Regions from separate parts of the Mus musculus genome. Here region 1 is linked to region 2. Evidence: chromatin loops called from intact Hi-C (ENCODE). Cell type or tissue: left cerebral cortex. All regions are shown on one strand. Links, peaks and the distances in the headings refer to the core of each region. The heading gives the core; the rest is flanking DNA.

Region 1 (11,026 bases), core at 3,316-7,315, 83 kb after region 2:
AGAAGCCTGTACCTCCCTCCCTTGCTCACCCTGCCTAGTCCAGCCTCTTCTTAGAACTCCCGGGCTCAGCAGACAGGAGTCCACCTACCCCCCAAGACTTTACCAAAGAGGCACCAAGGCTCAAAGGTCCAATGACCTAGTGCCGGGTCTCACAACATAGTCCGGCTTAGAACCAAGTACTGATCTGAATTTCATGCCTGCCCTCTCCTTGATCTAGTCTCTCCCCATACACGGAAGTGGAGTGTTATAATCACCGGGCCTCGGTGCCGAAGCCGGCATCCCTCTGCCGTGCGCAAGACCCCAGCTCCGGCCGCCAGATCATAGAGACATAACGCAAAACTCTCAGGGCTCCCATTGCCGGGGACCAAGCACAGTACGCATGCGTGTCCACGGACAGCTCAACCCCACCTCCCGTACATCCTCCGTGCGTAGATTGGTCAGGCAGGCTGTCAATCAAGGCAGAGGGCGCTCAGACGAGCGAGAATCCGGGCTTTGCCTCCCCTGTAGAAGAAAAAGTGCCATTTAGGGTTCTGGCTTTTGGGAAAACTGAGGCACGAGGCGGGTTATTTACTCAAAGTAGAGGACGTGTCTTAGAATAAAAAGGGTCGAGAAGACTGTCGTTTCAATTTTGGGGAACCTTAATCTGAAACCCTCCCTTGTAAAACCGAGGGAGAAGAAAGGTGAAGACCGGTATGCAGCCTTTCGGTCAGTACACCTGTCTGAAATTGTAACAGCCTGTGACATAAAAGGTCCCAAAGCTGTGGCTCAGGTGGTAGAGAGGCTACACAAGGTCCTGGGTTCAATTCCCAGCACCGTGTATGTAGGTCACAAAGAACAAGATCACAGATACTGGGTTGGAGACCAGCCTGGGAGATGCGCAAGGCCCCTCTATGAAAAGAAAATCAAGGTAGGCTGGGTGTGGTGGCGCATGCCTGGAACAGAGGCAAGTAGTTAGCTGAGTTTGAGACAAGCCTGGTCTACACAAAGAAAACCAGTCTAAAAAGAAAAAGAAAGAAAAAGAAACGAAAGCTGTGAGTTCCACCCTGGCCAGTATGTCTCAAAAACAAAATACACGGGCGTAAAATGAAACAAAATGGAGACTGGTTAAGATTGCCTGTTGTTGCCGGGCATGGTGGTGCACGCCTTTAATCCCAGCACTCAGGATGCAGAGGCAGGCGGATTTCTGAGTTCGAGGCCAGCCTGGGCTACAAAATGAGTTCCAGGACAGTCAGAGCTATACAGAGAAACCCTGTCTCAAAAAAACAAAACAAAACAGAACAAACAACAGGATTGCCTGTTGTTTTCAGCACCCACAGCCTTGGACTCAAAACCTCCTTTAACACCTGTCCAAACACACAGACATATGTACATAATTAGCAATAAAATAGACCAGACCTTTAATTCCAGTATCGGTCTACATAACCCTGTCTCAAAAAAAAATACAAAAGATAGTAACAATTTTATGCGCATAATAAAAACAGTGAAATAGAAATAATGACTGAAAATAAAAAGAAAGTCTCTTTTTGTTTGTTTGTTTTGTTTTTCGAGACAGGGTTTCTCTGTATATCCCTGGCTGTTCTGGAACTCACTTTGTAGACCAGATTAGACTGGCTTCGAACTCAGAAATCCGCCTGCCTCTGCCTCCCAAGTGCTGGGATTAAAGGCATGTGCCACCAGGCCTGGCGAAAGTGTCTCTTTTTAAAAAGCAGTGGGGTATAGTGGCACACACCTTTAATCCCACCACCGAGGCAAGAGCAAGAGGATCTGTCACCAAGCTCCCAGGCCTGAGAGCCTTCCTGAAAGGACTCCAGTACTAGCCTGTGGATTCTGGTGGGGGAATCAGAGGGGTGCGATGCTCCTTCCCTCCCTTCATTTAGAGGGGGAGGCTGCCTCCTGCACAGCTCTCACCCCAGGTGTGACCTCCCAAGTTCAGCTGGGAGAAAGTTAACCTCCAAATTCATATCAATGGTATTTGGAGACCAGCGTGATTAGTGTTAGACAAGAATGTGAAGGGGGTGTTCCCCATGATGGCTTAGCTTTCTAGGGAGGAGAGGAGAGAAAAGAAACCCTCTCCCTCAATGTGGGTCTGCTCCCTCCATGTTAGGGTGCACCAGAAAGGGCCCTACATATGCTAGGTACATGCTGGCTTCATGTTCTTGGACTCTGCAGCCTCTAGAACAGTGACCCAGACAAACTCTGCGTGTGTGTATTTTCTTTTTATTTACATGTAAGTGTCTGTCTGTCTGTAAGTATATGCCACATGTATACAAGTGCCCCAAAAGGCCGAAAAAGGACATTGGATCCTCCAGAACTGGTGCTATGGGCAGTCGTGAGCTTCCCACGGGCACTGAGAATGGAACTCAGCAGCAAGTGTCCTCAAACCAAGTCATGTCCCCCACCCAACAAAGATAAGCATGTTATCAACTTTCCGAGATGGTGGTTTGCTATCCTTCCTTCATCGCGGCTGACGGATCTCCCCACACTTGCTAGGCAAGCTCGCTATGACCGAGCTGCAGACTGGGTTCAGGTGTTTTGTTATAGCAATGGAAAACAGACGTAGGTGGAAGGCATAATGACTGTGAGGATGTGCAGCCAGCCCTGACTGGTGGCACTGTGGTGTTCCAGAGATGAACTGAGCTCACTATCCCAGTCTTCCAAGCACTCAGACCTGAGCGACCATTCACACACATCCCCTGTGATGACTAAAGAAACATAATATGGAGCCAGGCATCCGGTAAAGGCCACGGACCTGTTGCTCTGGAATGCCTGGGAGATCCTGGTGGCCTGCGGGGGAGGTGTCTTTGCATCTGTAAAACCTGCAACTTGGGAAAGGGATGGCGTGGTCTTTTATTACTATGTAGCAGGAAAGTAAGGAACAGCTGAGGGAAGTGAAACATTCTCCGGCCCAGCTGTGGCTTCCATCGGCAGTTGTTTTGCACACCTTTCTGACGTCTACCTTAAAACCCCACCCTAGCCAGGCGTGGTGGCTCAAGCCTTTAATCCCAGCACTCGGGAGGCAGAGGCAGGCAGATTTCTGAGTTCAAGGCCAGCCTGGTCTACAAAGTGAGTTCCAGGACAGCCAGGGCGATACAGAGAAACCCTGTCTGGAAAAAACAAAAAAAAAACAAAAACCAAAAAAAGGTAACTGACGAAGATGAGCAATTATTTTTCTTTGGAACTGTTTAATATTTTATTTATGGTGAGTGTGTGTGTGCATATACAATGTGTATACACACACACACACACACACACACACACACACACACACACACTTGTGGCAGTCACCAGACTTTTTTTTTTTTCTCAAGACAGGGTTTCTCTGTTTAGCTCTGGCAGTCCTGGAACTTGCTCTGTAGACCAGGCTGACCTTGAACCTTGCCTCCGTCTTCCAAGTGCTGGGATCAAAGGCATATACCACGACCACCACCACCACCCCATGAGTTAGAGAACAACCTTTCTTTCTTCCTTTCTTTCTCTCTTTCTTTCTTTCTTTCTTTCTTCCTTTCTTTCTCTCTTAGATTTATTTAGTTTTATAACTCCCGTCGGCCCCACTTCCTCCAGTCAATTCCACTCACTCCATCCCAAAGATTTATTTATTATATGTCAGTACACCGTAGCTGTCTTCAGACACACCAGAAGAGGGCGTCAGATCTCATCACGGGTGGTTGTGAGCCACCACGTGGTTTCTGGGATTTGAACTCAGGACCTCTAGAAGAGCAGTCAGTGCTCTTAACTGCTGAGCCATCTCGCCAGCCCAGAGGGTTCTCTCAATAGTCAGCGACCTCCTTATAACATGGTTCTGGGAACCAAACCCAGGTCATGAGGCTTGGCAGCAAGCACCTTTACCTGATAATCTCTGTAGCCACACTCTGTAATAATCTTTTTTTTTTAATTTTTAATTTTCTGTTGATGAATGTTTTGTCTGCCTGGATGCAGGCATTCCATGTGTGAGCCCGATGAGGGTGTGAGATCGCCTGGAACTGGAGTTACAGGTAGTTGTGAGCCTCTGTGAGCGTGCTGGGAATGGAACCCAGCCCTCTGGTAGAACAACCAGTGAGTTTAACCACTGAGCCATCTCTCCAGCCCCCTGTATGAAATCTTAAAAGTTTTGGTTCTTTTTGTTTTTTTTTTTTGAGACAGAGTCACCCTACATAGCCCCAACTGACCTGGAACATGCTATATAGACCAGGCTGTCCTCAACCGTGCATCAATCCTCCTGCCTGTTTCCTGTAGATTATACACTGGGATTACATCATAGAAATACAAGTGGCTCTCCTGTCTGGCGTCACGTGGAGTGTGTAACTGCTCTGTCATAGGCCCATTGGTATTCCAGAGGACTTCTGGGAGGTCTCCTGTGCATCTCAGAAGCAGCCTGAGCAAGGACTAAGGTCAGACTAGGCAAAGTACGCAGGTATAATCCCAGCACTGGGGTGGTGGAGGTGAATATCGAGGATCAGGAATTCACAGTCATCTTTAGCTACATAAAATCTGAGGCTGGCCTGGGCTATGTGGTGTGTGTCTATATCTATATCTCTATGTATATATACTCACTGGCATATGTGTGTACATACATATAATCCAGTGAGATGGCTCAGCCAGTAAAGATGATTGCTTCCAAGTCTGACAACCTGAGTTTGATCCCCAGAATTCACCTGGTTGGAGGAGAGAAGCAACTCCCAAAAGCTGCTCTTTGACCTTCGCACATGTGCATGGCATGGGTACACCAATACATATAAAATACAAAAAATATTTGGGTTGCCTTGTGTGTTTTTAACATTTTTATTATATTTATTTGTGTGTGTGTGTGTATGAATAGAAGGAGCGGGAGAGAGGATGGTTCATGGCCCACTCAGCTAAGCTGACCTTCCTGTCAATGGTATCTAGCCCCAGGAAAGTGTCCCCACTTGGGCCAGTGGCTGGTCTGGAGGCTATAGCTCCTTTGCTCTTTGGAGGTCTCCCTCCCTGCCCCGTGGCAGGCTGCCCTCTCTTGTTCAGGCAAATATCATTTAGAAACGGACACACACATGGATTCCATGGTCTGCCCAAATAGCAAACGTGGCAGTGGCAGCCTTCAAAAACCAACTACAGATTCTTATTCTTAGCCATTGATTGATTGATTGACTGATTAATTGATTGATTGCATCTTGTCTCACAATGTCAGACCTTCTATATTAAAAATGACTGGGAGTGAGGATGTAGCCCAGTTGGTAGAGCTACATCCTGGCATGCTGGTGGCCCTGCCTGCAACCCACAGTGCCACACGAGTTGGCTGTGATAGTTCACACCTGTAATGCTAGCACTTAGGAGATGGAAGCAAGAGGATCAGAAGTTCAAGGTCCTTCACTGCAGAACAAATGTGAAGCCAGTCTGAGCTATGTGAGACTGCATCTAAAAGAACAAACAGGCCACTGGTACAGCTCGGCACGTAAAAGCTATGCAAGTCTGCCAACCTGAGTTCAATCCCTGGAATGCACAGTGGAACAAAGTTGTCCTCTGACCTTCATACCTACACCATGGTAGTGGCATGCCGCTACCATGCACACGTGCACACACACACACAGAGGCATGCACATACCCGCACACACACACCAATGATAAGTGCTATCTCCTGTAAACGCTGTCTCCTATACATCTTGGTAAATGGTTCCACACAAAGAACACAGGCAGCGATGAGGTATCAGCATAAATAGTTTACTGCAGACTCTAATACCATTCACTCATTCGTGGAAAAATGAGAACAAGAGAGGCAGCTGCATGCCTTTCCCAGGAGAACAGGAACTGTGTCCATTCAGGCAATGAGAGGCTAAGCCGCGGTTTCACCCAAGTCCAGCTTGGTGAATCTATGAGCTTTTAGGTTACTTACAGGAGGGGCCTGGGTGACTCAGAATCATCTGCATTCCCTAAGGTCCCTCCCTGGCACAGGTGAGGACCCCCCAGATCTGCATCCCTGGCACAGGTGAGGACCCCCCAGATCTGCATCCCTGGCATGCCGGCTTTAGTTAATCTCCACCTCTAACACTCTCTCGCACACCTCATGATCATGTGCAGCTGGGGGCTAGGAGGGAGTGATCAGAGTCCCAGGTGAGAGACCCCCGAAGCCCCCACCTCCTTTTCTTCTACTACAGAGTGCTAACCACTCTGGCACCATGGTCATAGACATAGTTGGTGCTGTGGCATGCTGCTCGCTTGGTTGTCTTGATTCAGGCCAAGGTATGATGGGGGCCACCATAATAATGTCTACTGCATGATGAGTGTGGGCAGCCAGGACCGGGGATGGTGGGGTGCACCAGAGAGGGAGTGGCACGGAAGACGGCACAAGTGGACACAGGGGCAGACTTTGTGCCTGCCAGGGCTAAGTGTTAGTCCTCTAAGCTACCTGAGACAGAAAGGAAGGAACTGGGCCAGGCTAGGAAGTCCTCCTGTGACCAGCCCACCCCAGGGCTCCAGCCCTTCCTGCAATTTCCTTGGTGCTGTGCTGTGAGGGAGGCGCAGGCAGGTGAGAAGCTGTCTGGCTGCCAGGCTCATGGGTGCTGCTAGCCGAGCGCAGGGTCCCCGGTCACATCCATGGCCCAAGGAAGGCCTCTGAGGACTCGGGTCTTCATTGCAGCATCTTCAGACAGGCTGGGAGGAGGGAGGAGGGCTTGGCCTTGGCAGGCTGTTCTTCCTCGGTGGCATCCAGGAACTGCTGCATGTAGCTGGAGGTGCCAAGCAGCATGTGACCGGTGGCCTGCATGCTGAAGAGGGTCCAGCGGAGCATCTCCCTAGGAGATAGCAAGGCGTTCAGAACACTCCCACTCTCTCCCCAAAGGTTTTCTCTGTCTTTTGATGCTGGCTTGAAGCAAGTGGCTTTGAGTTAGCTTCCTTCCTTCCTTCCTTCCTTCCTTCCTCTTTCCTTATCTTTTTTTTTTTTTTTTTTTTTTTGAGATACAGTCTCACACTGTAGCACAGGCTAGCTACGAACTCATTATGTAGCCCAGACTGGCTTTGAACTCACAGTAATCCTCCTGCCCCAGTCTTCTGAATGCTGTTACAACTATGCACCATCACATAAGCCTAACTCTTTTGGTTTGGGTTTGTTTTTTGATTTGGCTATTTTTTTTAAAGATAAAATTTGGAAATATAGTTAGCCTTAGAGTCAATAATCTTTCTGCCTCGGCCTCCCAAGTGCTAGGTTTACAGAGATTCCCCACCATCCAGGGCTTAAGTATGCTTTCCCCTTTAGGAAGATCTAAGCATCATGGCAGTGGGATGACAGAAACACTTCCTAGTACAGACAGAAACTGGGGCCAGGCTACAGCAGTCCTCCCACACACAGCCCTGCCCCTCCTCAGGGGCCGGCTTTTCAGGACCCCTGCTTTTCTCTGTGCTTAATGCAAGTTCTAAAAACAAAGCCTTTTCTTTATCTTTTCTCTTCTTCTTTGAGACAGGGTTTATCAGTGTAGCCCAGGCTATCCCTCTATAGACTAGCCTGGCACACCAGGCTTTTTATTTTCTTGTGATAATTTGTTTCTTTCTCTCTCTCTCTCTCTCTCTCTCTCTCTCTCTCTCTCTCTCTCTCTTGCTGGAGATGGAACTCAAGGCTTTACTCAAGTAAAACCAGCTAATCTACCATTGAACTGTAGCCTCTGCTTTCTTCTTACTATCTTATTTTGAGACAACATCTTACTAAGTTGCCTAGGTTAGCCTTGGACTCACTCTATAGCCTGGGCAAGCCTCTAGCTTGCAATCCTCTTGTCTCACTGAGTTGCTGGTGTTATAGGCCTGTGCCCCAAATCTGGCATATTCTACAAACGAGTGAACCTTGAAAACAGAATTGTTGTGGGAAAAGCCAGTCATGAAAAGACCAACACTGTTTGGTCCTGTATCTATGAGGTATCTAGGCTAGATCAACAGAGGAACAGAAAGTAGAATAAAGGTTAGCAAGGTCTCTGGAGAGGACTGAGAATGATTGTTTACTGTGTACAGCTTCTGCTGCCTGGTACCAAGGTTCTGGAAAGGAAGACAAGGCTTGCACAAACGGTCAGTTATATCACGCTGCGGGCTGAGACACTTAAAGTGGCCACAACAGAAAAGTTTAGGATGTGCATATTTTAGCACATTTTTTCTTTTTCTTTTTCTTTTTCTTTTTCTTTTTCTTTTTCTTTTCCTTTTCCTTTTCCTTTTTCTTTCTTTTTTCTTTTTCTTTTCTCTCTCTCTCTCTCTCTCTCTCTCTCTCTCTCTCTCTCTCTCTCTCTCTCTCTCTCTCTCTCTCTCTCCTTCCTTCTTTCTCTTCTTTTCTCTTCTCTTCTTTTCTTTTCTTTTTGAGATGAGGTCTCATTGTGTATCCTTAACTGACCTGGAATTTGATATGTAGACCAGGCTACTCTAGAACTCACAGAAATTCACCTGACTCTGCCTCCTGAATGCAGGGATTAAAGTCGTGCACTACACCACTTGGTCCTTAGCACTTTTTTTTTTAAACAATCACATTAATACCACTAAGTCACTCAGCTGACCACAGCTTGACAGTGCCTTTTATTTTGTGTGCATCTGTGTGCAGTACCCATAGGTGCCAGAAGAGGGCAACAGATCCCTTGGAGCTGCAGACACGTGGTTATGAGCAGTTTTGAGCAGGGCTGACATGAGGGCTGGAAACTCTTAATGGCTGAGCCATCTCTCCACTGGTGTTTGTTTTGTGGTGTTTTGGTTTGTTTTGGCTTTGAGACAAGGTCCTATCTGATCCAGGCGTCCCTTGAATTCCTGATCCTCTACTTCCAAAGTACTGGGATTGTAGTTAGGTTTTCGCTTTTAACAATGATTAGTTGTGGAAACAGATCAGGATATGAGTGTGTGCTTGGTACTCGCGAGGCCCTGGGCTCTACCCTCAGCACACTCAGGAGGGTTCCTCAGTCAGCTACTATGCAAAGTTTACGTTTGGGGGTGAAAAAAATGTACTTTGCTAAACTAGAAAGAAGCCTTAAAACTACTCCCCCCCCCCACCCCCCACATACCCTAATGCAAATCAAGCCACTTAGATCCCTGCACAGACGGGGCTGTCATTCTTTGTTAGCCCCAGCGTCCACCCAGCCCCTGAGAGAGTTTTGCTTTGGGCAGACAGGTCAGGCCTCTTGTCTTAGCGTTTCTCCCAACCGGTCCCTGTGTGTCCCAACCCACTCACTTCACGATGCGCTTGGCCTTGTAGCAGTGCAGGTCATAGGAAAGCGAGTATGTGTCATAGAGGGTTGCCTTCACGTTCAGGCAGCCAATAAAGTCCTGAGGGTTCAGCTTGTACAGGTCGAAGGTTACCCGGGCCACATCGATCTTCTTAGTTGGCTTCTGGGAAAGGGCTAGCTGGGCTCTCTTCTTGCGCTGCAAGACAAGCCCGTGTAAGCTCACCTCTGGAACATCTCCCGAGCTCTCGACATTCACCCCTGCCCCGGGAAGGCCGTCACCTGTTCTGATGGGGGCTTCCACTTCTGCCCCTTCAGCAGGACCATGAACATGGTATCTTTTGCCAGGGCTTGGAAGTATTCTTCTGTCTCCACGATTGTGCCATCTTCCTCCAGCACCAGGGAGAAGGGCTTGTCTTTAAGTTTCAAGATGTCCTGGACCTGGAAGAAGGTTAGTGACTTTTCTGCCATGCCTATGGAGCAGCAGTGCTGAGAGGCAAAGACTTCCGCCAAAGCACCCAGCTGCCAGAGAAAGACCAAGGAAGCTGGGTCTTACTAAGACACTTAGGTTGGCCTGGACCTCACCATGTAGCACAGGCAGGGGCTGCTGTCTGTTTCTCTCTTCCTGCCTCAGCCTCTCAGGTAACTTGGATTGCAGGCCTACACCACCAGGCCAGTTAAACAGTACTTTAATGTTGTTGATCGTTTCCTTTGTTTTGTTTTTAAGACCATGTAGCCATGGCTGGCCTGAAACTCTGTGGACCAGGCTGGCCTGGAACTCACAGAGATCCACCTGCCTCTGTCTCCCGAGTGTTTGGGATTAAAGGCTGTGTGCCACCATACCTGGCCAGCATTTAAAATTTTTGTTTTTAATTATGTGTATACGTATGTATGCGGGTGGGTTTTTGCATCCATGTCACATGGCCTGAAACTAGAGTTACAGGTGACTGTGAGCTACCCAATGTGGGTGCTGGGAACTGAACCGGGCTCCCTTACATGGGCAGTGCATGCTTTTAACCACCAAGTACTGACATGGCTGGCCCCCAAACTGCACTATTTAAAAGAATTCAGTTTGGTGAAGTATGAAGGATGGTATACACCCATAATCTTAATACTCAAAAGGCAGAGACAGGGGAATCTCAGCTAGCTCAAGGCTAGCTGGTCTGTACATAAGGATGAATGCCAGCCACTACTGCATAGCAAGACCACCCTGTCTCTAGAAAATAGGGGTGTGGGAGTGGGGAAGGAAGGAAGGAAGGAAGGGAGGGAGGGAGAGAGGGAGGGAGGGAGGGAGGGAGGGAGAGAGAGAGAGAGAGAGAGAGAGAGAAGGAAAGAGAGAGAGAGAGAGAGGAAGTTTCTGACTGGGTTTGGGAGAATCTGAATACTAATAAACAAACACAAACAACCTGTTACTGTCATTATATCCCATTAAAGTAGGAATGTCTAGATTTCTTTTGGTATAAATAAAGTAGTAAATTTAAAGTATGAGATCGACTTCTATATTTGCTTGATATTGAGTACATTTTAGAAAACAGTTAATTCTAATAAAGTAGCAAAAAAAAATTAAAGTTAAAAAACAGTTAACAGACTGAGGAAAATAACCTTACACAGAGAAGCCCAACTGTACCACCCTATTCCAACAATCCAATTAAATGGCACAGGACAAATACAAAAACTGATATATATGCCTGTAAGCATAATTCTCTTTTTTATCTTCTTTCTTTCTTTCTGTGTTTATTTGTGGGATGAGGAATTGAGCTGAGGTTTTCTTTAGGAAAAGTATTCTCCCTACTAAGCAACATCCTCAGATATCAACTTAAAAATTACTTCTTAAAGATTTATTTTATCTGCATTCGTAGTGTTTTGCCTGCATGTGT
Region 2 (11,026 bases), core at 3,088-7,087:
TTCTTGATCTGCTCGCTCACTGACTGGTGGATATTCTTATCCAGAGCTGTATCTCCTGCAATCCTAGGATGGGGTATATGCAGAGTTGCCTGTGAGGATTGGGGCAGGCCTGGGACCCCCAGGTCCCACCCTAACACAACTTAGAGTGGGAGCTCTCACCATGGGTGCTGCAAGGCCTGCTCACAGGTAAACCTCTTCTCCGGGTCTTTCTCCATCAAATGTCGTATGAAATCTTTGGCTGGAGCCCCAAGAGAAAAGCAAAGATACAGCGTGACCATTCCTGTGGGCACCAAGACAGTGCTCATCCCCTCACATCTCCGCTGACAAGGTGTGACAAGAAGCCTGTCTGCCTGTGCCCCACTCCACACACTCCAGCCTTCTAGCTCCCTCCTTTTTTGAGAACATAATTACAGAAGAATCCACTCAGTATGCTCACACTAGTGTGTAAACTACTGTACAGCCATCACAAGCTGGTCCCTGACTGGGACACAAAATGGAAGATAGAAATATTAATGCTTGGGGCTGGTGAGATGGCTCAGGGGGTAAGAGCACCCGACTGCTCTTCCAAAGGTCCGAAGTTCAAATCCCAGCAACCACATGGTGGCTCACAACCACCTGTAACAGAGATCTGATGCCCTCTTCTGGTGCGTCTGAAGACAGCTACAGTGTACTTACATATAATAAATAAATAAATCTTAAAAAAAAAAAAAATCTAAAAAAAAAAAAAAAAAAAAAAAAAGAAATATTAATGCTGTTTAAGCCTCAGAGAGTCAGTAAGCTCCAGGGGAGGTAATTTTGTAAATACTATATTGGAAGACTGAATGCCTACAGAGCTCTGAGATAGGGGCCAAGCAGAGGGAACCCAAGATAAGACATACGACATCTGCTTCTAGTCTGGGAATAAAATACGACGGAGGCAAGACAGTGGGGAGACTCCTGGATCAGATGAAGACGTGAGGCAGGGGCTAGATGAAGAAGGCAAAGACCCAATTACCAGAGTCAGAGATGTCGTCCCAATAAGGAGAGTCAAACTCATACTCTGCCTTCAAAATCTGTTCAAAGAGTTTGGCATCATTTTCATCATAAAAGGGTGGGTAGCCACAGAGCCTAGGCAGAGAGAAAGAGAATTCATGTCAGCTTTAAAAATACTCGTTGGCTTGGAGAGCATTTTGGGGCAGTGCCAAGAGTCAGACGGGACTCACAGGAAGTCCTCTGTCTTGCTCACTTCTGTCTGGCAGTACTGGCCTTCCTTCTGTCCTTGAACATGCTGTCATAGGGTCTTCATGTTTGACATCCTCCCCACACCTAAACCGGATCACACCTAAACTGGCTCAAAAGCCACTCAGATTTTACCATCACAAAGGGCCTTTGACTATCTGAAGTGACATCTATCCACATCTCCCTACTCCTGTTTGATTTTATCTTCACAGTGACTTTGACCAGGTGACACTAATATAGATTTATTTACTCACTGATTCTTTCTACATGTCAGCTCTTAAGGGCAGGCACTTGGAGTGTTTCATTTTCTGCTAACTCCTCAGTGCTCCCACAGTGCTGGACACATGGTATCTCCTGATTGAAGCCTGTTAGACTTTGTTTGTTTGTTTGTTTTTATGTATACAGATATTTTGCCTGCATGTAAGTCTGTGTACCATGTGTGTGCACATGAGTACCCATAGAGACCAAAAGAAGGCATTAGATCCTCTGGAACTAGAGTTGCAGATGGTTGTGAGCTACCATGTGCATACTGGGAATTGAACCTGGGTCCTCTGGAAAAGCAGCATTGCTCTTCACGCCTGCGCCATCTCTCCAGACCCCTGCCTGTTAGTATTTATTTGGTAGATGTAGAGGAGTGGGCAAAGCAGGGAAGATGACTGTAGTCACAGGCCACCTTGACCATGTCCCCACTTACAGTATATAGGCAATGACTCCTATGGACCAGCAATCCACAGCCTTGCTGTAGGGCTTCTGGGCCAGGACCTCAGGGGCTGTGGAAAGAAAGCACATGGTGATGACCTGTGTCTACCCTGCAGCTCCTGGCTCTTTCCTCATCCCCATCCCCAACCCAGGGCCCTCCTCACCCACATATCCTGGAGTCCCACAGGCTGTGGAGAGCACACTGCCTGGGTCCTCCATCTTGGAGAGGCCAAAGTCAGAGATCATGATTTTGGAGTCTTCATCCAGACTGTAGTACAGCAGGTTCTCTGGCTTGGAGGGTGGGAAAGAGGAGAAGGGGTAGTCAGAGGTAGCCAGAGGCCAGCAGTGCTATATGCTTCTCCAAAATCCATGGTAGCTAGCTCATTAAATCCGTTAGAAGCTAGAAGGCTGCAAGTTCTAGAAAACACAAAGCCAAGGGGTTGTAGGAAGGATTTTCATAGAACTTAGAAACCTTACAGGAATCCCAGTATTATAAAAAAAATTTAATACCTTCTGTGCTGGATCTTGGATAAGTACTTGGCTGATTTCAACCCTACCACATATGCAGCCTGTCTAGTTTGAATAAGCCCACTTTACCAAGGAGGAAACCAATGCCTTTAGAGGCAGTGATTGGCCCAAGAGTCAGTTAGGGCATGGCAAGACTAGTCTTCAAGCCAGGTTCTATTTATTTTGGTTTTGGTTTTGATTTTTTGAGATAAGGTATGTGTGTGGCTCTGACTGTCTTGTAATTCACTCTGTAAACCAGGTTGGCCTTGAACTCAGGGATCTGCCTGCCTCTGCCTCTGTGTACCACCACAGCTGACTTGGACTGAAGTGTTTTCAGCGTAAGCCCCTATGCATTTCTCTGAAGCTTTGCTGCCCCGTTTGTTCTCTACAAAGAGATGTTTCATTATAAGAAAAAGACACCTAAGTTGTTAAGTTGTTAAGGTAAGATACCAGCCCAGCCTACCTTGTGTCCCTGTCTAAGCTGGAATAAGAGGAGCTGGGGCTGGGGGGAGGGGGAGTCACAAGTAGTTCATTTTGCAAATGGAAAGCTAGGGCTTTAGTGAGGGGCTGAGAGGTACTCAAAGACAGACAAAGCAGGACAGACAGAGATTGCCATTGCCGTCCCCTGGTGCATATAGTTCACTAGGCCCCTCAGATCCTACCTTGAGATCCCGGTGCACAATGCCCAGGTCGTGCAGGTACTTGACAGCATCCAGCACCTGGAAGATGAGGCGGCTGGCATCCCGTTCCGTGTAGAATCCTTTCTCCACAATTCGGTCAAACAGCTCTCCACCTGAAACCCTGCAGCAAAGGACCGGAAAGTGGCCAAGAGCGTGCGTGGGGCAGCAGCGAGAGGGATGAGGGTGGGCAGACAGGCCACTCACAGCTGCATGATGAGGTAGAGGTGGCCCCCACTCTCATAGATGTCATCCAGGGCTACAATGTTGGGGTGCTTGATCCTAAAAGGAGAGATAAGCTTAGGGTGGCGCACCTATTCCCTGGCACCTGCATCCAGGGCAGGAACCAAGGTTCTGGAGTCCACTGGGGGGAAGCTGATGCTAGAAGGTAAGAAAAGACTAGCAAGCAAGCACTGGCCTCTGTGGTCAAACAGACCTGGCCCGGGTACGCCTCTGCTACATGCTACTTGAGAGCTTGCATCAGGTCGGTACTCAACAGATGAACCTGTGGTGATTGATCGTGGGGCTAAGGAAGGCATGGCTCCCCCATAGGCTTGCTGTGTAACTTTGGGCAAATCTCTTGCCCTCACTGGCCTCGTTATCCCATGCACCCAAATTAGGGAAAGGAAATGACCATCTCCTCCCTGTGCAAATCGTTAGGAAGTGGGAGGCACTGGAAGCAAATGCTTGCTGTACGTTTTACAGCAGAGCAGGTTTCCTGTCGGCTGGCTGCTAATTTAGCCAGGGGCTCAGCAAATACGCCTGCTTCACTGTATGGGAGGACCTTAGGTGAGCACCTGATGGGTGGGCTGGCCTTGAGGCTCCATGAACAGCTTCATCCTCTGTAAACAAGCCCTCCCTGCACCTCAGTCTCATCTGGGAGGTTAGCTCTGGGCCAGCCACTCCCTGCCAAGTTCTTGTCCTGTGCGGCCGAGACTTCAAACCATTTCTACAGTAATCTAGAGGAATGAGGAGGGGTCGGTGCCACATACTTGTGTAAGACGGCAATCTCGTTCTCCATGCTGCCTTCTTTGCCCTCCAGGGCTTTCTTGGCAATGCATTTGATGGCCACCAGTTTCTGAGTCCTCTTGTCCTCTGCCAGGATCACTTCTGAGAAGGCACCCCTGTGAGTCAGAGGTTTGCAAGATAAGGAGCTAGAACCCCAGCTCCTCGCCCTCCTCCATTCCCCGTAGTCATGACCACCTTTGTCTTTCACATAAGCCAGACATGGCCAGCCAGAGTTGTCTGTCCCCTGCCTCAGTACCTCAGTAGCTGGTCACTTACATGACGGTGTCCTGGCACTGTGAATGAGTGAATAAGCTGGTAGGATGTAAACCTGGAGTGGATGGCAGTCATCTTTGTCAGTACCTAGGGAGAGCCTGCTCCAAACTGAAGCCAACCAAAGGAAGCCAGGCTGGTAACATACGAGCCAGCTGGGCCTGAACTCTGCCCCTGAAATACTTGATTATGTGAGTGGTTGATGGATTCAGTTTGAGTTGTAGGTAATGTAATGCCCTTTAGAACCTCACAGAATCACACCATTACCACGGTTACAATTCTTGGCTCTCCAGTTTGCCCACACATGATGGCTAGTCCTTTTTACTTTTTCTTTTTTTTTCAGCTTTAGTTACTTTATGTGTACAAGTGTTTTGCCTACATGTGTGTTCAAACCACATACATACCGTTGGATCTGGAGTTACAGGTGGTTGTGAGCCACCATCAGTGCTGAGAACTGAGCCTAGTCCTCTACAAGACCAGCCAATGTTCTTAACTGATGAGCCATCTCCAGCACCGTTGGTCAGTCTTAAATGTCTTCCTTTGTGCCGTGAAATGACCTCTTGCTCTTCTCAAGGCCTTGCATTCGCTGCCCCTTTCCATTTCTTACTGCTTGAACATCTCCCCAGCCCTAATTGTGAATTCCAGCAGACGGCCTCTTTCTGCAGTGGCTTCTGAGCCTTTACATGCACTGTTCCACCTGCCTTGAATTACCTTCCTTCTTTCTGACAAGCATAAGCTTACCCATCTTACTTTTAGCCAAGGTCTCATGTCCTTCAAGGAGTGTTACCCAGGCAGAAGAGACTACTCTGGCCTCTACAACCTCAATAAGAGAATAATACTCATTCACCTATCATTTTGTGTTTGTCTGTCCGTGTCTCTAGGACCAACTTATAACAGGAAAAGACCAGGTTTGAGTTATATTTGGATTTCCATCATCAAGAGCAACCATGTCCAGCCTCAGTTTCCAAACCCAGGCCAGAATAGCCAGCTCTTGGCAGCAATCTAGATAAATAGTTCTCCCATTCTCTTGGACTTCCTTCTCTTCATAAGGACCCCATGACTGGACAAGAAAGGCCCCATCCTCCCCACAGTTAGCCAAAACCAGAAGGCCGGACTAGTCTGCACCATGGCAAAGCTGCCACAAGCCCTGGTCTGTAGGAAAGGGAAGTAAGTGCTCGTGAGCTGACCAGAGGAAGCACCACCCCAGACTTAGCCCCTCCAGCCGTCAGGCTCAGGAGCGAAGCCCTTCCCAATCCTGTCACCCCACCACCACCCCATCCTGAGACTCACGTGCCCAGAACATCTCTGAAGTCATAAATATCCCTAATGTCTTCCGCCTGCTTCCACCTGGGGCCTTCCACTGCCCCTGGCATGGCCCACTGCCCCCCAGCCACAGCCAGGGCTCCTAGGAAGGAAATGGAGAGAAAGAGATTCAGAGGGCCTATCCTCTCTGAGAATCTACTGCATGCCCCATGAGCAGGCAGCATGAGTTCATTCATTCCTGGATCTGTTCATTAGCAACAGGCATTCAGCCTCCCCCATCATATGTTCACTCAGCATGTTTGCAAAAGATCATTTCTAGTAGTGAAATTCTCGGTATCTGTGCATTCCTTCAATTCTTCATTCTCCATTTTGCCCCAGTCTTTTTCTCAATCCTAACACCCAAGGAAACCTCCCCCTCAAGGAAGATAGCACATGAGACCCCAGAGCAGCATAGATGGCGCCCTAGAGGGCCCCTTCCTCCTCCTCCTCCTCCTCCTCCTCCTCCTCCTCCTCCGCCTCCTCCTCCTCCTCCTTGCCACCCTAGCCTCTCGGAAATCAGGTTTCCGGCAGCCTGGGCTTCCAGCAATATCTCAGCCACGTTTTTAAATAGCTCCTTCTCACTGTTACCAAGGCAACATCAGCCACAGCTGGAACTCCCCAGACCTAGCCCTCCTGACTCCCTGTCTGTGTCCCAGCAGCCGGAAAACTGATCTCACCTGTCTGTCCCCTCCTGGAGGGGACCTATCTTGGACCTTTCCCTAGACAGCTCTGTGTCATCTTACAAGAAAGGGTGGGTTCTCTCCCCATGTATCATGTGAGAAATCTCGGAAACTGAGGTTGGAGATGGATAGAATGAGTCCAGAGTTGCCCAAGAGAGTCCCAGCTAAGCTTGCTAAGGACAAAGGGTGTCATGTGTTGGTCCAGTAGGAGACTACTAGACTGGGGGAATCATTCAGAAAAGTCAACATCTCAGAATCAACTGAGTTTGAAGCCAGAACAGAGCCCCTCATGCCCTAGAGCTCTGGGAAAGCAACCTCCTGGTTCCTTTGGGAAGAATGAAGAGAAGGCACCCTGACCAGAACTGAGAGTCCACTCCTTGAGTGGGACCTTGTTCCCAGAGCATTGGCCAGCATCCCAGGTTTTCTGATGAAAGAGGCAATGGTAAATCCATGTAAAGTCAAACCCACATGGATGCCAGCACTAATGACCCTCACAGTTCCACACCCTGCAGCAGACACCACTCCACATCAGCAGTACATGAATCTTGAGTCCAGACACCTTCCTGCTAGATCCATCACACTGCACACCACGTCACCTGGTTGTGCACATATGCCCAGCATCAACACACGTTCATATACACCACTCACACCTACCTGTCCATCCAAAACACCCAGACCCTACACTGCAGTACTGATTCCATGCACACACGAACAAGGTGGCATCCGTTCCCACATACCAGACATAGCAACTTAGTCCTGTCTATGCCCTCCAACTCCTCAGCCCAGAGCCCTACACAGCAAACCAAGCCTTAACAATCTGCCTAACTAAACCCCCTCAGAGGAAGACCAAACCTCCCCTGAACTCTACCCCGCAAGCCAGACAGCAGTGTGTGTGTATCCTTGAACACCATATGCAACAACAAAAATGAATTCCCAGATACCTTTACACAACTGAAGCACATTCCTGCTTCAGGGAACCCCTCACATGCCCTCCCCGATCTACTCTTCCAAATGCCCACGCCCTTCCATGGTCAGGCCTAGCGCTTGGACATACACCACACACACACAGACCCTTCCCCACCCTTTTCTGATATCCAGGCAATATCCATGGAGGTCACCTAGCACCTAAAGGGCCTGGGACGGGAGGTGGGAGAGAAAGGCCCAGCCCTGTTCCGTCTGTCTGTCCAGGGGCCAGGCGCCCCTCCCACCCTTGGGCTTCAGTATCTTGTGGCTGGAGCGCCCCGCTGCACAGAGCCGGGGCAACCCTCAGTTGTACCTGCGGCTGCCCCGCCTCGGGGCTGGCTGCGAGGGCCGAGGTGGCTGGTGCGGAGCTCCCGCCGCGTCTGTGCCTGGTCAGTTTGCCTGCTCAGTCGCTGGCGCTCGGCTGGGGCTCGGCTCCCTCGGCCCGCCTGCGGCTCTGATGTCAATGGAGGAGGAGCCTGCGGCAGAGGACCTGGGGACTAGGGACGAGCACTCTCGGACTGGAGAAGTGGGCCCAGTTGTTCTGTTACAGGCCCTATAGCATGCTTATGTGCCCTTTGGTCGTCAGCAGGAGACAAGTGAGAGCCACAGATGGTCTTGAAATCAGCACTTAGTTAGAAGCAGATGATTTTTGAACCAATATTTATGAGATGCCAGAGGCTGGCCAGCTTGAACCTGGCATTGTTTTCAAAACAGTTCTGGGACCTGCCTTAGAGTTCTTAGTCTCCTTCTCCTCCTCTCCTCACCTTCCATTTAAAAGGAGCTGGACCTATGCAAGACTCAGAAGACTAGTAAGGGGCTGATGAAAAGCTGTAAGGTCCCATTTAATAGGCAGATAAACTGAGGACCTACACCAGCAAAACAGAGCTAAGGCTTCTATCCCACACACTTTCAGGTACTGCTCAAAGAGACTAGGGAAGAGAAGTGGAAGGGGGAGATGCAGTTAAATCTGGATCCTTAAGGAAGCAAGCCAAAGAGGACCAAAGTGCCATGTGACCGTGGCTGGGAGCCAGGGTGGGGAGGGTGGAGCATATCCCTTCCTGGGGCTCTAGGCTTGGGGCCAAGGGACCTGACCCGACTTGGTTTATGCAAGGCTCTTTGGGACTAAATTGAGCTCAGACTAGAAGGGGAATCAACTGGCAGGAATTAGAGGTAGGTCTGCCCTGGAGCCAGGCAAAGGACGCAACCTGGCCTGTCTAGGGCAGCTCTCCCTCCTGAGTTCAACCTCTGTTTCTCCCAGTTTGGCCCTCCTCTGTCCTGGAGTGGTCAGGCCTCAGAAGACTAAGCTAAGATGCTAGAAAGGTTTTGAAGTCAACCACCTCCCTTTCTGCTCTCCCTTTCTGAGCCTCAGTTTCTTCCCTGAGACATGGACTTATTAACGACTGACTCTAAGTTTTCTTGAGAGTTCTGTGTAGTGGGTGTGCAAGTACTTAGAACACTAGTTCAAAACAAGCTGGTGTGGTGTCTGACACAATCTTAGCACTTCAGAAGCAGAGATAGGTGCATTGTGAAATGTTCTAAGCAAGCCGGTGGTGAGGTTCTCCTTCAAGGGGAGGAGGAAGAAAAGACAAAACAGGAGGATTCGGGGATGGTTCAGTGGGCGAGCGGCTCAAGGACAAGACCTGAGTTCAAATACTCAGAGCCTGTGTAAGAAGCTGGAGGGGGCTGTGTGCCTCTGTAACCCCAGAACTGAGGGGGAGCATGCCACCAGCCTAGCCCCAGGTTCAGAGAGGGGTGCTGTACAAGGGAGTAAGGTGGGGAGTGATAGATCAAGACATTTGACATCCTCCTCTGGCTGCCATAGACTTGCACACTCACATACACAAGTACATAAACAAAACAAAGTAAAACATGAGAAAAAGATTTCATATAAACCAGGGCTCACAGGAAAAGCAAGATTTGACGAGGGTCAGAGACTAAGAGGTGTTTTCTTCCCTCACATCTCAGAATCTCAGATTCCTAACCCACTTCTGACCTAGGACCACACCTCTAGTCTCCTCACCACCCATTCAACATACTATTGAGCCAGGGAGTTGTGTCAGTACAGTTTTGTGTTTATCTCTATGACAACACTACTGGGTGATAGTGTCCCTCTGAAGACTAGTACAACTTTTTAAAAAGATTTCTTTACTTTTTTATTTATGTATGTGACCCTGCCATTTTATATGTGAACCGTGCTCACGCAGGAGCCCTTGAAAGCTGGGAGAGTGTATCTGATCATCTGAAACAGGAATTACAAGTGATTGTGAGCCACCGCGTGGGTTACTGAAAACCAAACCTGGATCCTCTGCAAGAGCAGCAACTGCTCTTAACTACTGAGCCACCTGGCCAGTCTCTGCTTACACACCTTTTCTGGTCTTACTCTTTGCATGCTTTTAAAGCTTTTCTGGGGGCATTCAGGTATTCTCACTTTTAGAAAGTCTGTGTGTGTGTGTGTGTGTGTGTGTGTGTGTGTGTGTGTGTGTGTGTGAGAGAGAGAGAGAGAGAGAGAGAGAGAGAGAGAGAGTATGAGACTGTGTGAATGTGTGTGTGTGTGAGAGAGAGAGAGTGTATGAGACTGTGTGAATGTGTGTGTGTGTGTGAGAGAGAGAGAGAGAGAGTGTATGAGACTGTGTGAATGTGTGTGAGAGTGTGTGAGTGTGTGTGTGTGAGAGAGAGAGTGTGTGTGTGAGTGTGTGAGAGAGAGAGAGTGTGTGTGAGTGTGTGTGTGTTTGTGTGTGTGTGTGTCTATGCCTATACATGCCGAGACCAGAGGACAACTTCAGGAGTTGATTCTCTCCTTTTACCATTTCCGTTTTTTCCAGAGATTAAAGGTCAAATTAAGTTCGCCAAGTTTGATACCAGGTGCCTTTAACTCTTAATCCATCTTGCCAGCCCTCACTTTTTCTAACCTTTGTTTTTTTACTTAGTTTATAGATTTTTTTTTTTTGTTTTTTGTTTTTCTTTTTTTGTTGTTTTTTTATTAGGTATTTTCCTCATTTACATTTCCAATGCTATCCCAAAAGTCCCCCATACCCTCCCCCCACTCCCCTACTCACCCACTCCCACTTTTTGGCCCTGACATTCCCCAGTACTGGGGCATATAAAGTTTGCAAGTTTATAGATTTTTGTTTGTTTGTTTGTTTGTTTGTTTTTGTTTTTTCGAGACAGGGTTTCTCTGTGTAGCCCTGGCTGTCCTGGAACTCACTTTGTAGACCAGGCTGGCCTCAAACTCAGAAATCCACCTGCTTCTGCCTCTCAAGTGCTGCGATTAAAGGCGTATGCCATCACGCCCAGCTTAGATTTATTTATTTATTTATTTATTTTTAAAATATAATGTGAGTACACTGTAGCTGACTTCAGACACAGCAGAAGAGAGCATCGGACCCTATTACAAATGGTTGTGAGCCACCATGTGGTTGCTGGGAATTGAACTCAGGACCTCTGGAAGAGCAGTCAGTGCTCTTAACCACTGAGCCATCCCTCCAGCCCCACTATTTATTTTGTTGACACAGGGTTTCGTGTAGCCCAGGTTGACCTCAACCTTGCTATGTAGTCTGAGGATGACCTTGAACTCCTGACTGTCTGCTTCTTCCTCCTTAGTGTTACCTTCACAGCCTTAAGCCTTTCACAAAGCAAGGAAGCTCTAAGGACCGGAGATGCTGAGCTCATGCCTGCTCTCCTCTCCTGTCTTGATTTCTCTTC

What was found. A loop is a pair of places that touch in the nucleus more often than their neighbours do. Peaks named below come from ENCODE experiments on the same cell type or tissue, not always from the same donor. Only the 100,000 strongest peaks of a DNase experiment are listed, where the experiment ranks them.
Region 1: it touches region 2 in a loop (2.2-fold over the local background); 1 of 42 quality-filtered maps calls a loop at or near these places.

Annotation. Positions count from the first base shown.
Region 1 is chr6:113,418,964-113,429,989 of GRCm38, forward strand. It overlaps Cidec (cell death-inducing DFFA-like effector c), which reads right to left. Exons shown (of 6, transcript NM_001301295.1): 4 at 9,432-9,590; 5 at 9,158-9,348; 6 at 5,671-6,761. The coding sequence ends at 6,599. It overlaps Rpusd3 (RNA pseudouridylate synthase domain containing 3), which reads right to left and starts at 377. Exons shown (of 9, transcript NM_001033204.1): 1 at 255-377. The coding sequence starts at 355. In left cerebral cortex, for the core only: CTCF peaks have their summits at 3,678 (motif pointing right) and 5,462; a DNase peak (open chromatin) is centred at 5,416.
Region 2 is chr6:113,336,199-113,347,224 of GRCm38, forward strand. Camk1 (calcium/calmodulin-dependent protein kinase I) reads right to left here and starts at 7,724. Exons shown (of 12, transcript NM_133926.2): 1 at 7,638-7,724; 2 at 5,670-5,784; 3 at 4,094-4,225; 4 at 3,309-3,383; 5 at 3,087-3,225; 6 at 2,082-2,208; 7 at 1,913-1,988; 8 at 995-1,107; 9 at 160-238; 10 at 1-63. The coding sequence starts at 5,752. In left cerebral cortex, for the core only: no CTCF peak of the experiment used is centred there; DNase peaks (open chromatin) are centred at 5,565, 5,849, 6,265, 6,662 and 1 more place; H3K4me3 peaks cover 1,848 bases; H3K27ac peaks cover 1,476 bases.